Regions from separate parts of the Mus musculus genome. Here all the other regions are linked to region 3. Evidence: chromatin contacts called from ENCODE Hi-C or POLR2A ChIA-PET data. All regions are on one chromosome and are shown on one strand. The core of a region is the stretch at or near the end of the contact, and the rest is flanking DNA. Distances in the headings are between cores, read along the strand shown.

What was found. A loop is a pair of places that touch in the nucleus more often than their neighbours do. ChIA-PET counts read pairs that join two places held with the same protein, here RNA polymerase II (POLR2A).
Region 1: a loop to region 3 is called in a map of heart, with 5 times the contacts of the local background. The contact joins the promoter of Fmnl3 here to the enhancer-like site in region 3. A Hi-C loop is called at or near these places in 30 of 37 maps with a recorded cell type or tissue (CH12.LX, CH12F3, ES-E14 and 13 more). POLR2A ChIA-PET finds 5 or more read pairs at or near these places in 2 of 5 experiments (Patski and embryonic stem cell).
Region 2: POLR2A ChIA-PET joins it to region 3 with 13 read pairs in Patski. The contact joins the promoter of Tmbim6 here to the enhancer-like site in region 3. POLR2A ChIA-PET finds 5 or more read pairs at or near these places in 2 of 5 experiments (Patski and embryonic stem cell).

Annotation. Positions count from the first base shown.
Region 1 is chr15:99,366,942-99,371,810 of GRCm38, forward strand. It overlaps Fmnl3 (formin-like 3), which reads right to left and starts at 3,541. Exons shown (of 27, transcript NM_011711.2): 1 at 3,236-3,541. The coding sequence starts at 3,361. It overlaps Gm22951 (a small nuclear RNA gene), which reads right to left and starts at 1,194; the gene lies at 1,088-1,194.
Region 2 is chr15:99,390,994-99,395,401 of GRCm38, forward strand. Tmbim6 (transmembrane BAX inhibitor motif containing 6) reads left to right here and starts at 1,954. Exons shown (of 10, transcript NM_026669.4): 1 at 1,954-2,047.
Region 3 is chr15:99,330,479-99,335,242 of GRCm38, forward strand. Fmnl3 (formin-like 3) reads right to left here. Exons shown (of 27, transcript NM_011711.2): 4 at 4,376-4,452; 5 at 1,509-1,592. Among named protein-coding and RNA genes, the nearest start is that of Gm22951, 35 kb to the right of the region's middle. Within about 2 kb of position 3,356, at least 2 of the 3 ENCODE cell types and tissues checked have a DNase peak (open chromatin) inside an H3K27ac peak, as active enhancers do; they include gastrocnemius and heart, where a contact is called at or near this core.

The DNA of each region.
Region 1 (4,869 bases), core at 2,291-4,790, 37 kb after region 3:
ATACATACATACATACGTATATATACATGTGTATGTGTATATATATACATATATACATATATACATATATACATATATATATACACACATATATATATATATTAATTTATAATCAAGAGGAAAATCCTCTTTCCTCACTTGGAGGACACTTTTTTTTGGGGGGTGGGGTTGGATGAAGATTTGGTTTGGGGCTGGAGAGACGGCTCAGCAGTTAAGGGCACTGACTGCTCTTCCAGAGGTTCTGAGTTCAATTCCCAGCAACCACATTGTGGCTCACAACCATCTGTAATGGGATCTGATGCCCTCTTTTGGTGTGTCTGAAGTCACCTACAGTGCACTCATATAGATAAAATAAATAAATAAATCTTTAAAAAACAAACAAACAAATAAAAAAGAAGATTTGGTTTTGAGACAGTGTCTCGCTATGTAACTGAGGCAAGCCTTAAGTTTGTAATTCTATTGCCTTAGCTTCACAAGCGATTACAGGAATGTGCTACCATACCACATTATTGTTTTTAAAAGATAAACTTGGAAATATGTATTTAAGACCTTAAAAAAAATGTATAGAGCTGGCAAGGTGGCTCAGCAGGTAGAAGCTCCTGTGGGGCAGGCCTGACAACCCCAGCTGAAGTCCAGAACATGTGGTGGAAGGAGAGAACTGACTCTCTGATCTCTACACTCAAGCCATACATACAGGTGCCTGCCTGTAGTCACAGACATGGTAATAATAACTTCTTTGAAAATAAGAAACAATGTATAACCTATAATTGATCAGGTTCAATGTAAAGTTTCTATCCTAAGAAAATTATACAGCAAAAGGCTATTCACCACCACAGCTTTTTTTTTTAATTAGATATTCTCTTTTTTGTTTGTTTGTTTGTTTGTTTTTGTTTTTGTTTTTCGAGACAGGGTTTCTCTGTGTAGCCCTGGCTGTCCTGGAACTCACTCTGTAGAGCAGGCTGGCCTCGAACTCAGAAATCTGCCTGCCTCTGCCTCCCAAGTGCTGGGATTAAAAGCGTGTGCCACCACACCTGGCTAGATATTTTCTTTATTTACATTTCAAATGCTATCCCGAAAGTTCCCTATAAAAATTATGGAACGCTTCACGAATTTGCGTGTCATCCTTGCACAGAAGCCATGCTAATCTTCTCTGTATCGTTCCAATTTTAGTATATGTGCTGCTGAAGGGAGCACTCACCACAGCTTTGTTCATGGCTGCAGTGATAATTCCTGGTAGGACTGTGAGAACTGAAGTGTGTAACCTACATCAGCACTGGATAGGTGCTCTCTGTAAGCTACAAGCTGCTCCTTTGTTGCCTCTTCTGTTCCCACTTTGTCAGCTCCAATGTAACCGATTGCTTTAGGGAAAAGCCAGGGGGTACAGAGCGAGATTCTGGTCTCTGGTTTAGGATATGGACTTTCAACTTTCCCTCAGCCTCTGTTCAGGTGGTTGTCACTAAGTTACTACTGAATCCCTCCAGCTCCACTCTCCTACAATGTTGGTAATGACAGCGCTTCCCACCCGGGACTGTGCTACAGATTTCATGAGCGTCGAAATCAAAGATTTGGCAGAGTCTGCTGCGCACTGTATGCTCAGTAAATGTTAACTGAAGTTTATCTCAACAGTGACTCAGATCTGAGATCACCTGTATTCCCCAAAAGGAGTTTGAGGTGCAGAAATCTGAGGAAGGCAATTATCCTATGCTATACACCTGGTCACAGGATATGCCTGCTCCTGTCAGATGAAGGTTTTCCAAACCCCACTGTATTTACAGAGCCCCACCCCCTACACTCCTCCGGAAAACACTCTGACTGGGAAAGTTGTATCACCGCTGAGTCAAGACCACAGACTCCTGGCTTTCTGGTACAGACACATGATCTGATCCACAAAGACCTAGGCAGAGCTTGGAGAGCTTGAGGTGATTTACACAGAACATTGATTCCAGGAGTCCTAACCCAGCCCTGTGCCTTAAACCAGGGACTCTATGGAGGTGGTGCAGATACATCACAGGTGTGCAAGCATACTGATTTTTTTTTTTTCCTCCTTCTTCCTTGGGGCAGCTGAAGGTCATAATTGATCCCCTCCGGGTGTGCCCTGATATTAAGCGCCTGCCAGGGGCCATCCTTTCTTGCTTCCCCTGACACACCTCTGTGGAACATCCTGGACTCTCTCTGAGTCCAAGTTGGTGCCATTGAGATGATGATGTGAGGCTCCCCACATTGCAGAGGCCAGGATCTCTAGACAGCTCCACTGCTGCCAACAGATCTAATCTCCCTCTTCCAAGGCAGATGAAATCCAATAAGGCTGCTAAGTCTACAACTTATCCCTCCTCACGGGCAAAGTCAGTCCTTCAGACCGTACCAACAATACACCAGAATTATTACTATCTCCTAATAGCTCTTTGGGGGAAGAAGTGAAAGCTATTTCCCCAAGTTTTTCAGATTTATCTGTTAGCGTTATGTTCATTTTTTTTTTAAAGCTTCATGTTGAACATGGTCCAGCTTCCTCTCAGTGATACCTGCTACTAACCTCTCTATTCAGAGTCACTCACATCAACGTCCAAGCCCCAGGGCAAAGGAGAATCAGTTCGTCTTTAGAAACCATCCCTTTTGAAACCACAGAAGGACTACAAAGAACCACAAGCAACGGTACACGAACCAGTCACCAAAGTTTAACATGAAACGAGGGAGGATAAAAAACCAGGCGGGATGGTTTGTGTATTGTTTCAATTGGGGGGAAAAAACTGTCTAGTCAAATGGCTTATCCACATGTTCAGCCTAGGCAAATCCACTATAACTTAGCAGGATGCCTGCAGGCGGTCCTGAAATAAGTAGAATGGCATCGCTTCTTATCCCACCCCCCACCCCCATGGGCAGCCAGCCCCTTCTCCAATCCCCCCTTTTCCTCCCCGAAACATCTGGTCTGAACGCGAGACCCGCTCTCATGAAGGAGGAAAAATGCCTGATTTTGGCTGGGGACCCAACAGCTTCCGAAACCGTCCCACCAGCGAGGTCCCGGGAATGGAATTCCGGCAGCGGACCGGGAAGTCTGAGGGAAGTGGGGAGGGAGGAGTCTGGACCTCGGGCAGGTCCCGGGCTTGGGGACCCCTCCTCCCCGACCCCCGACGGGCCGCTCCGAGCTGCCGGCCGGGCCAGGCGTTGACGGGGCTGCGGGGGTGGGCGGGACCCGGCGGGGGCTGTGGGGGCGGCGGGAAGGCAGCAGCGCCGGTCTCACCAGCACTAGGGCGAATCTCTCTTCCAGCTCGCACGGCTCGGGCATCGGCGTCTTGCCGGGCGGCAGCAGCAGCGGGACGGAGGGCGGCTCGCCCGGGCCACCGTCGGTGCTCTCCAGGTTGCCCATCGCGGCGGGGCCTCCTCCGGGCCTCAGCCCTCCACCTCCTCGCCAGGGCCCTCAGCCGCTCCGACCTGGCTCCTCCCTCAGCGCCCGCTCCCCAGGCCCGATTCCTCCGCCCCTCAGGGGGCGCCTCGCAGTCCGGCGGGCGGCGGCGAAGCGCTCGACGCGCTGAAGCGCGCCTTATTCATGCAGGCCACGCCCACCGCCCACCGCCCCGCCCGCGCCTAACTGACAGCCGCGCCTCCCAATCACAGAGCCTCCCGCCCTCGGCGGCCTCGCGCCTGGCTGCGAGCGCGCCCTGGTGGCCCTTGGTGGGCATCCAATCGCTGTGTTTGTTGGAGGATGTAGCCACAGAGCGCGGACTGCAAAGTTAACTGGGAACACTAGGGAGACCACCATCTGTGACTCAGGTCTGTTCATTCCAGCACTGGAGAGGCTGCGGCTGAAGGACTGCTTGATTGGAGACCAGCCTGAGCTACATAGCAAGACTGTCTCAGAAAAAAAGCAACTTATCGTGAGAGCCATGTATATAACCCCGGAGAAGTCACACCACCACCTTCTGAGCTTTTGTCGACTGGAGGGAGAAATTTGCGCTTGAAAGAATGATTGAAATTAGCCGGGCGTGGTGGCGCACGCCTTTAATCCCAGCACTTGGGAGGCAGAGGCAGGTGGATTTCTGAGTTCGAGGCCAGCCTGGTCTACAAAGTGAGTTCCAGGACAGCCAGGACTATACAGAGAAACCCTGTCTCGAAAAACCAAAAAAAAAAAAAAAAAAAAAAAAGAATGATTGAAATTATTCCTGTGAGGGCTGGAGATGGCTCTGCTGTTAAGAGCAATGGCTGTCCCTCTGGAGGACCTGAGTTCCATTCCAAGCAACTACAGAGCTGCTCACAACTGTCTGTAACTCCCATTTCCAAAGGATCCGCGACACCTTCACACGTGTGATACGTAGGAAAAACACCTAGAAAATGCACGTTTTTAAAAAGGTGATTGCTGTGACCTAATGTCCATTTCGGCCTGGCTCACAGAGGATTTTATTATCCAAGGATGGTATCTCTTTTTCTGGAGCCTTACACAGACTTCTCCAGGTCTCAAGTTCCTGTACAATGCAAACAGTAAACCATACAAACAGCATATCAGAGAACAGAGGTTAGACTGTGGAAGTAAATGCCTTGGATTTGGTAGAAAGCGATCTGTTAGGTCCTTCCGCTGCTCACAGCCCTCCAGCTCTGATGGAACCGAAGACTGCTGGCTCACCACTAGACTCTGCTGCACGCCACACTGTGGCAATGCCTGCTTTCTGGAGAGGTCATGCATGCCCTTCCCTGGACTTGGCTTTAGGAAGGATGGGATTCCATCCAAAAGAGACTCGGGAGGGAGATATATTTGACACAGACATCCAGGGAGGGGAAAGGCTTCTTCCTGACAGACAGAGACAGGTGAAAGAGGCATTTAGAATAAGACCTTATCAACTGGTATGAAAATAGGAGAACAACTCTGCTCTGGCTTGTCAT
Region 2 (4,408 bases), core at 704-3,203, 59 kb after region 3:
ATAATATGTCTGTGGTTTAAAGGAAGCAGAAATGCCAAGATGATCACTGCGTGTATGTCTGTGTGAGGGATGTTGGATCCCCTGAACTGCAGTTACAGATAGTTGAGTTATCAAGCAGATGCTGGGAATTGAACTCAGTTTTTCTGGAAGAGTAATCAGTGCTTTCAACTGCTGAACCATCTCTTTTCCCTTTTATTTCATTTTCTCTTACGGTTTTTTTTTTTTTTTTTTTTTTTTTTTTTTTTGAGACAGAGCCTCACACCATACAGACCAAAAGGGCCTCATACTCAGAGACCTGCCTCCCTCCCTCTCCTAAATACTGGGTTTAAGGGCCTATGCCAATACCTGGCAGGTTTTTTAAAACGTGTTAATTTTAACTTACATAAGGTGGTTCCCCACTCCCCACCTCCCTTAGTTCCCCAGTTGGAGCATAACCTGTGCAAGAGTTCCCAGTTGGGAAAAACTAATCAAAAACGATGTCCTTAGTTCAGACTGTCCAGAAACTTCAGATCCTCTAGCCTCCACCTCCAGAGTGCAGGCTTACTTGGTCCCCCCCCCCCCCATCTCCATCTCCACCTCCACCTCCACCTCCACCTCCTCCCATTCGATCCCCTCCTCCTCCTCTCTGTCTCTAGTGTCTCTGTCTCTGATCTGCCCAACCCCCAACCCCGTTTCTCCGTGCTTTCTCTGGGTATTTCTGGCTGTTCTGGAACTCGTTCTATAGACCAGGCTGCTCTCAGACCAGCGATCTGCTCGCCTCTACCTCCTGAGTGTGTAGTAGGTAAAAGTTACCTTGGCCCAAACCATGGTCAGCCCTAAGGGCTTTGCTGGAAGCAGAACTGAGAGGCTCAGATGGTCTTCCACCTTTCCTCTACACACTCCTCAGGCTGCCTCACTCTGGAGTCCTTCAGGGCCCTAATTCAGCATGCAGCCCTCAACTACCCAGGATCCAGCTGGAACCCATTCTATACTTGTGATTTCAGACAGTACTAATGAGTTGTGAAATTGATTTTTAAAAGCATAGGCCACAAAAAATAAAAATAAGAAAATAAAGGCTCCTGGTTTTTGGTTTTTTTCTCTCTTTTAAAATTAGCTTCACAGCTCCTTCCAACTAGGTTATGCTCCAACTAGGGAACACGCCCTAAGGGACGTGGCGAGCCAGGGAACCACCTGCTCTTTGACCGCCCTTGGCCAGGTCTCTAAAGAGCTGGTTAGGATTGCAAGACCAGGTCTTTGAGGCCGTTACACCTGACTTGCAGGGCCTTGGGTAACTACCAAAAACCACTCACTTCCATGCAGGTGGTTGTGGTCTCTGTAGCCAGTTTGCTTGGGGCTCCTGAGCTACCGGGTAGCCTCAGACCCTCCAGGCTGGGGTCCCTGGGTCCCTGTAGAATGGCTGGCCCTTCAAAGGTGCTCTGAAGCGTAAGCGCCATTATATTCAATGTTAAAAGGTCTCGAGAAAGCCGGGTGTCGGTGGCGTATGTCTTTAATCCCAGCACTTAAGAGACTGGTCTACAGAGTGAGTTCCAGGAAGGCCAGGACAGAGAAACCCTGTCTCAAAAAACAAAACAGAGATCCCAGGGAGAGCTGCCTCGCTTTCCTTCATTACCATCCCATGAGAGGCTTAAAACCAGCATCTTGGGACATTTTAGTGTCATGGGTGGGTGGTCTCACATGACAACGGTCTAAGCCTGACACGCCCCATTTCACTTTTCCTACTCCATGGGTCTGAAGCCCGACGTCCATCCTTCCTATGTAGGGGGAAGAAGGCGGAGGCCTATTGCTAAGGTGCGGGTTGGTGGCTACAGTCTTGATTGACAGGGGTATTAGCCAATGACTCTGACGAAAGCGGCTGCTGTTTATGAACGTGCAGATAACGGACAGGAGCAGTGCAGCCGGGGGCCAATGAGAACTCGCCTGGGCAGGTCTGAGGGCGGGGTTTCCCTAGGGGGCGGGTGTGGGTAGACTTCCAGCGCCAACCCCCGGAGACTCAGAGCACATCCGGTTTTAGCAGAGCAGGGAAGCTCCGGAGAGGTGGGCTGAGAAGGTACGTGCGAAACTAGGATCGGGCAAACCCGGAGTGAGGGATAGGGAGGGAGCAAGCGCGGGAGAGGGTAGTAGCTTCCGTTTTCGGACGGATCAGCTCCTTAGGCAACCCGGCCTGTTCTGCGTCGAGATCGAAGGAAAGCTGGGCGGGGAGGGACGCGGAGGAACTAATGCCGCGCATGCGCAGCAGCGCCGGCGGGGGCGAGTCTGCGGGGTCTCCCGGGCAGTTGGACCTGTGTCTGTGGCGAAGGCAGGCCTCTTAGCGACCCTCGCTTGCGTCCCTTCCACCCTCAGCCGAGTTCAGGGCTTGAATTCGGGACGGGTCCCCCACCCCTGACTTTGAGGTAAACGAAAGAGAAAGCTGTGTCGTTGTGGTCACCCCGCCCCACCCTGCGATCGCCTCTCGGCTGTTCCTTCTCGGGTTCCTCTGCCTCGCCTGGGTGAGCCGTCGGGGTTGGGGACTTGAGGTAGGCCTGGTTATAAGGCTGCCCTGTCACGGCGGGCCAGGTGATGTCACACTTCTTTATGACACTCGAGATTCCTTAGTTACTTAGAAGCCAATGGTAGAGGCCGAGGTGAGAAGCCCCGGGCTTAGCCTGGCTCCCCAGGCCCACGGAGCAGCCCCACTCTGATCTGATTGGTTGCCTCTGGACAGGTGAGGTGGCCTTGATTGCTTCGTCCTGAACCCTGGGTGAGTTCCAGAGTCTGCCCCGGAAGGGCGGCGATGGGTACTGTTTTTCTTGGACTGACTGATAAGTAGGCTTTGGCTTGCCTGCCTTCGTTTCTTTCCTTTTCTTTTTTTTTAAACAACAAAAACAAAAACAAGTTGTCTGGTGCCAGGCCAGGTTGCTTTGCCTGTCCAACCAGGCTTGTGTTGGCCAAACAACAAAACCACTTTGAACTTGAGACTCTCCAGTTACACAAACTACCTGTGAATGTGTAACACTTCGGACGAGCTGACTGCCTGAAACACAGACAGGAATTTGAAGGCTGAAGGTCAATGCCAGACTTTGTAGTTACTTATTAATATTTGTATGTGGTTTACCTTGTGGCTGTATGGGTATCTTAAGAGAGAGGTATGATTCAGGAAGTCCCTGAATTGCCCAATCACGTTTTCATGCCTTCTGCTAACACACTTAAGTCAGTAGTTGCTACATTTATTTTCTTTGGTGTTTCTTTATTGTCTAATTTGTTTTCTGCTTTGACTTGAACAAGTGGACATTTAGATTCCCCTCAGTTTTCCCCTAGTAGAGAGTGTCTGGAGTCCTTGAGAAACACAGCCTGTAACTTAGATCCACTTTTCCACTTCCATTATTCATCATGGGGAAATCAGGTTGCGCCCCTGGGTCCTGCTCTCCCTCTGTCCATCTGAATGAAGCCCTGCTTTCCTAACGACTAGGAAGGGGAGACATTAATTCGGATACTTAGCCTTTCCAGTTTTTCCTCCTTGTTACAGATAAAATTCGTGGTCTTGGTAGAAATGCTAAAAAATACATTGTGGGAGGAACCGACATATGTGCTGCGGAGTTAGGGAACTGCCTTATTGAAAGTGTGTTTTCCTGTTGTGGGTGAAATGGAAAGGTCAGGAGACCTGAAGCTGGTTCGGTTCTGGCCCCCCCCCCCCCCCCCCCCCCCCCCCCCCCCGCTTTAACTTTGTGATGTTGGTCAGATCAGTACTACTGTCGGGTTAGCACCCTGCAGTGGAGCCATCTACGTGTTTGTTATTGTCAGTAGAACTGGTATTAATCATATGTTAGAGTTAAAGAGAGGAGTGAGATTGAATAAAACTATTTTCTCACAGTTATGTGGTAGAAAAGGCAGGATTTGAAACTCCAGATCTGGGTCTGTTACCACTGTTACACTCCCTTTAAGAAAGAGAAAAACCTTTCATGTGCGACTCTTTCCTCTTGGACTTAATGTGAAGCTAATGTTGTTGTATCTTGGTGTATACATTTAACATCTAAACTAGCAAGTCAGGCAGTTTACACATTTAATTAAATAGTAGGCTGTGAGTTACCTGCCCCCTTCTGTCTTGTTAATTCAGCCATCTTGAACCCTATCCCTAGACATCCAGAAGGGATCAGATTGGTCCTTATCATCGGCGCTAATGCACTGACTTGAAGAGTTTCATTTTATTTCATAAACTACCCAAGGGTATTAATCTCCCTCGGGGGAACCAGCCACTCACGTTCTCCCTTCTACGTGCTGGTCCTGTGACTTGGCTGTAGGCTCCAGTACAGATGCCTTCTGGTTCATCCTCTTTTGTTCCCGGAGACTTTCTAACCAGATTTCATGGTAGTACACGTTTCCTGAATACAGCAGTCAAGACTAGAGAGAAGGGATTGCATCTGAGTAGGATCTG
Region 3 (4,764 bases), core at 2,106-4,605:
CAGGAGGTGTCCTGACAGGTGGCATGTAACAGGGTGACCCAGCCATGGATCACCCCTTTCCTCTCGAGCCATTCCAAAACACTGTCTCTTGCTCCCTGGACTCTACTTTCAAAGGCACTGACTGCCCTGGACACCAAAGTGTAGTCTTGGTTTGGAGCAATGGGATTGTTTGCTTTTTCAAGAAAGACAGGCATATTTGGGGAAATGATCTATATCTTTTTACTATAAAAGTTCTGAACTAAAAATTCACTTAAGCAAAACTTCCCCATTTTTTTCTATAAAAAGATTATTTAAAGGGACAGGAGAACCGTGAAGTAGGACTTCCACAGAGATGTGGATGGGAAGCAGGTTACTCTGGCTTTAAAGAGAATGACCTGCAAGTGGGATGGGAAGCTAAACCTGGGAGACATTGCTAGGTCCCCTGGAGGAAACACACTGGACCAAGAAGAGCCATAAGGGCAGGGACAGTGGACAAGCAGATGTCTAGGCAAGGTCCAAGGCTCAAGACCCGGATTTCTGCAGACTAGGGACTTTCAGTTCGGGACCCATGGGAAGCTGAGAGCAAACCTGGACTGTCCTCCTTAGGCTGACTTGTCTAACTAAAGTGTAAGCCTGCATATGCTGCTAACTTCATTTACTATCACAGTTAGCCTTCTTTCTCTATGTCCAAAGATTAGAGGCAGGCTTATCACCTGGGTGATAACTAACAGCAGAGCAGCCACCAGGGGAGGAGGCTAAGAGGGATACACACCTTCCCATCTAATTTGTTTAGTCAGGAGGACAAAGGTACCTGAGGTTCCACAGATAGTGCACAACACAACTTTGACTCCAAAAGCTCTCATTCACTGCACCTCACCATGCTTGCTCTCCTGTGCTAACCAACAGCTAACTCCCTCCATATGAAAAGGATGTCTTGAAAATGCTCCCAAATACTTATTCGATCTGTTCGGGTCGAAGGTCACCACGCTCACTGGCCTTCCTCAACAATAGGCCTATAGTCACCCTCTCACATCTCAGGGCCCAAGCTGCCTCATGAAGACTCAATGTTGTTGAAATGATGAAACCCTAAGGAGCCTGTCTCCTGAGGATCCAGGCTATTTCCTGGAGGTCCTGCAGCCTGGTACTTGGATCACTTGGCTTCTGACTCCAAGCTCCCTTGCCGGACTGTTCTCTTCATGCTCCCTAGAACATGTCTTCTACTCCAGCTAACTTTCCAGTCCTTGCTGATGCCTGCTATTCCCTTGTCTTGCCTGCTCATGTCTGCAGCAACACTTGAGCTACTTCCTCCTGCTCTGGGGATGCCCATGCCCACCTTCTCTGTTGGAATCTCACTCTTCCTTTTTCTTTCCCACCCCACATTTCCCCCATGCTGGAGCCTGACACCTCAGCCTCAGCACATGGCAGGCAATGCTCTGCTGGCTTGCATTCCCAGCCCTCATCCTTCTTCTAAATAGATGGGGACTGTCTGCTTCCCAGTGAGTCCCCAACCTTTGCCCTGTGGTACTTACATGACAGAACACTGGGCAAATGACAGGTAATCCACCAGCACGTCCAGGCCTTTGTTCTCATCATTGAGAAACTCCCTCACCCACCTGCAGATACAGCAAACACAGTGGATGTAGTGTGCAAACTGGCTTGGTTTGGTGGAGGCTCTGACCCAGCAATCTAGCCCTCAATAAATTTGCTCTCTTGCATGCTACTGGAACCTACTATCAGGCTGAGAAAATCCTGAAAACCATAACCTATGACAGGCCCCTATGTGGTCATGCTGCCAGCCTGGACTTCCCAGAGGCAGGAGAATACATCACAAATGGGCTTCAGCCAGATGAGATTCTAGCCAGTCTCTCCTCTTGGGCCAGGTTATAACCCCATTATTTCCTGTGTCCCTTTGATCTGATACAATGCTAGGCATGAAGTCCTTTTCCACCATGTGCTGGAGGAATTGGGGAGGCATCCAGAGCATTCACCACTCACAGAGCTGGGCCTGGAAAAGCCTGCAAGTCCCTAGTGCCATAAATCTCAAAGAGAGCCTTACAGGGCCAGAGGGCTCACCGCTGAGTTCAATTTTGAGAAGCAATGAGCAAAGATGGTTGTGAGAGTTCTGTGTTCGGCTGGAGTGGGTCCGGCAGAACCAAAAAAGCTTAGGGAACATACACGCTCCAGTCATGGCTCTCCCAGGAAGATGGCAATGTGGAAAGGCAGGCAGGTGAGCAGACAGGAGGACAATGACCTGGGGCATTTTTGCTTTCCCTTTGGCCTATGCTAACTCTGGAATAAAAGTGAAGAGCAAACTCCCTTAGAATTGGTGGGGGGTTGTGACAGGTCTATTTCAGTGCAGAGACATTAAACCCCTCAGGATGGAAGCCTTGTTCTCCTGAGTACTCTAGTCCTCCTGAAATGTCCATGGAACTACATAGTCCAGCTGTGTCCAAACTGCCCTGCAGGGCTGTGTCTACCCCACAGCTGGAACACCAGCTCCATCCTGGCTAGCCACACCCGCAGCTGAGAGGCTGGCGCTAGAGCACCAGGCTTGGCTGATTTGCCAGCAAAGCTCCAGCTGAAGCTGACACTGGAGCTGCCTCAAGTTAGCTTCCTCTCTGGGGGCCGACAGGCCTCCCATTTCCTGTCTGTCTGCTCTCCAGCTCCCCACCCCCTTCTCATTTCCTGTCTGAGTCTACACTGCTATTTTAGGGATCCTGACACTTTGAGGGGAGGTTAAAGGGCACTTTGACAAGGCAGAAAACCAATACAAACCACAAGAGCTAGAGGGCCCTGGAATCCTACTCAGGCAGCCTCAGCCCAGAGCAAGAGACCCCATACACCGCGGGCCTCACTCCTGCAGGACCCCGTCCATCTGGCTGTAAGCAAAGCAGGATCCCCTTCTCACTTGGTCCTGGCCTCCTTCCACCCCTGACTAGCCTGACAAGCTTCCTGAAGAGAAGGATCCTGTCTCCTCATAGAACTACCCAGAGAAGCCTCAGATTAGATGGCACGGGCTTAACTCTTCCCTGGGAACCAAGGGCTGGGTCTAGACCTCAAACTTGTGAGCCAATGCTAAGAAGCCCTGGGGCCTGGAACTGTGCTAACCACAGGGGACTGTTTCTTTGTGCTCCTCTGCCAAGGAGAGCAGACCCCCCATCCTCCCACCAGTTACAGCAGGACTTAGAGAAGACGGCAAGGCCTGAGAGAGGCCCGGGGTGCTCAGGACTGCCACAGTGTCACTCTCAACCACACACAAAGCCTAAGTGATGCACTCTCCTAGTTTTCCTTCTGTGAGATTCTTAAGGGTGGGAGTGGGGACAGCAGGGTTTGGCCACACCTTTCTTGGTGGCTTTCCATGTCTGGGTCACAGATGACTGTAGTGTGGAAGCCATGCTTTGGCTACCACAGCGCAGCTCCCAACACCAGGAAGGGTCCCTTTCCTGTCCTCTCCTGTGCTGCTTCCCTTCTGAGTGCTGTTGCAGCTGGCTACATACAGATGTCCTCTCCCTCTAAAGGGGTCCAGGCACATCAGGCCTGGGGCAGACACGTAGGCTGCGCTTGACAAAAGAGGAAAAGCTGGTGATGTCAGTGGCTCTTTCCACCTTACTCTCAGAAAGCTCAGGGACGCAGGCTGGCATCTACCCAGAAACCCACTTCACCCTTCACTGCTCTCACTGAGGCACCCCTACCTGAAGTGCTGCGGTCTTAGTTCACTGTCCCTTCTGTGTGGCCACTCTTTCCAGTTGTTTCTTACTCTTGCTGGAACAGCTTCATGGGACAGAGGCGCTGTACTCTCCCTGAGCCTCAGCATCAGCCCTTAGCTTCCTCAGCAACCCCTGGTTCCCTGATCAGGCTGAAAGTCTTGCACAGACCCTGGGGCCCACTCAGCGCACTGGCAGCAATAGGATCTGTGAGCACGGGAGACAGCCAACGCCTGATCCTGTCTTACACCTCCAGTGCTTTAGGAAGCCTCTTCTGCTCATGTACAAAGATTATTTTCTTTCAAACAAATAAGTAATCTCTATACCAAAAAATCTAACTAGTCACCAATTAGTAACTAATTTCATTGTTCAATATAATACATCTCACGTCCCAACCTTTGCCAGGCCTTTCTTGGCCCAGTACCAGACCACAGGCAGACTCTGGTCTCAGCTGCTATGGGAATGTCTTCCAGTCAAAGCCACAGGACCCCAAGAGAGGCCCCAAGCTTGCCAGAAGTAACCGGTCAGCAGCTGGCAGTACAGAAGGGCAGAAAAGCCAGAAATGGCACGTCTAAAGCTCTGTGGAGCCAGATGCTATTCATGGCCGGAAGGATAAACCAAAAAAGGGGACCCAAACCTGTGTGGGAGGCAGTGTCTGGTGTCAGGGAGAGCAGATGACAAACCTGACTTACCCAATGTGATTGGTGCGAAGTGAGATCTCCAGCTCCCGTAGGACTTTAGTGGACTCCTGCACTCTCCTCCGGAACTTCTGTAAACAGGGAGCCTCTGTCACTTGATGGGCATTCCCTGCCAACCATCTTTCTTTTCCTTTTTTTTCTTTTTTTCTAAGGCAGGGTTTCTCTGTGTAGCCTTGGCTGTCCTGGAACTCACTGTGTAGATCAGGTTGGCCTCACACTCAGAGAGCTCCCTGCCTCTGCCTCCTGAGTGCTTCGATGAAAGTCATGCACCACCACGCCTGCCCCCTCTCGATTTTATTTATTTATATTTTTGTGTATGAGTGCTTTGCCTGCCTGCATGTCTATGGACCGTGTGCATGCACTGCCTAAAGGGGCCAGAAGAC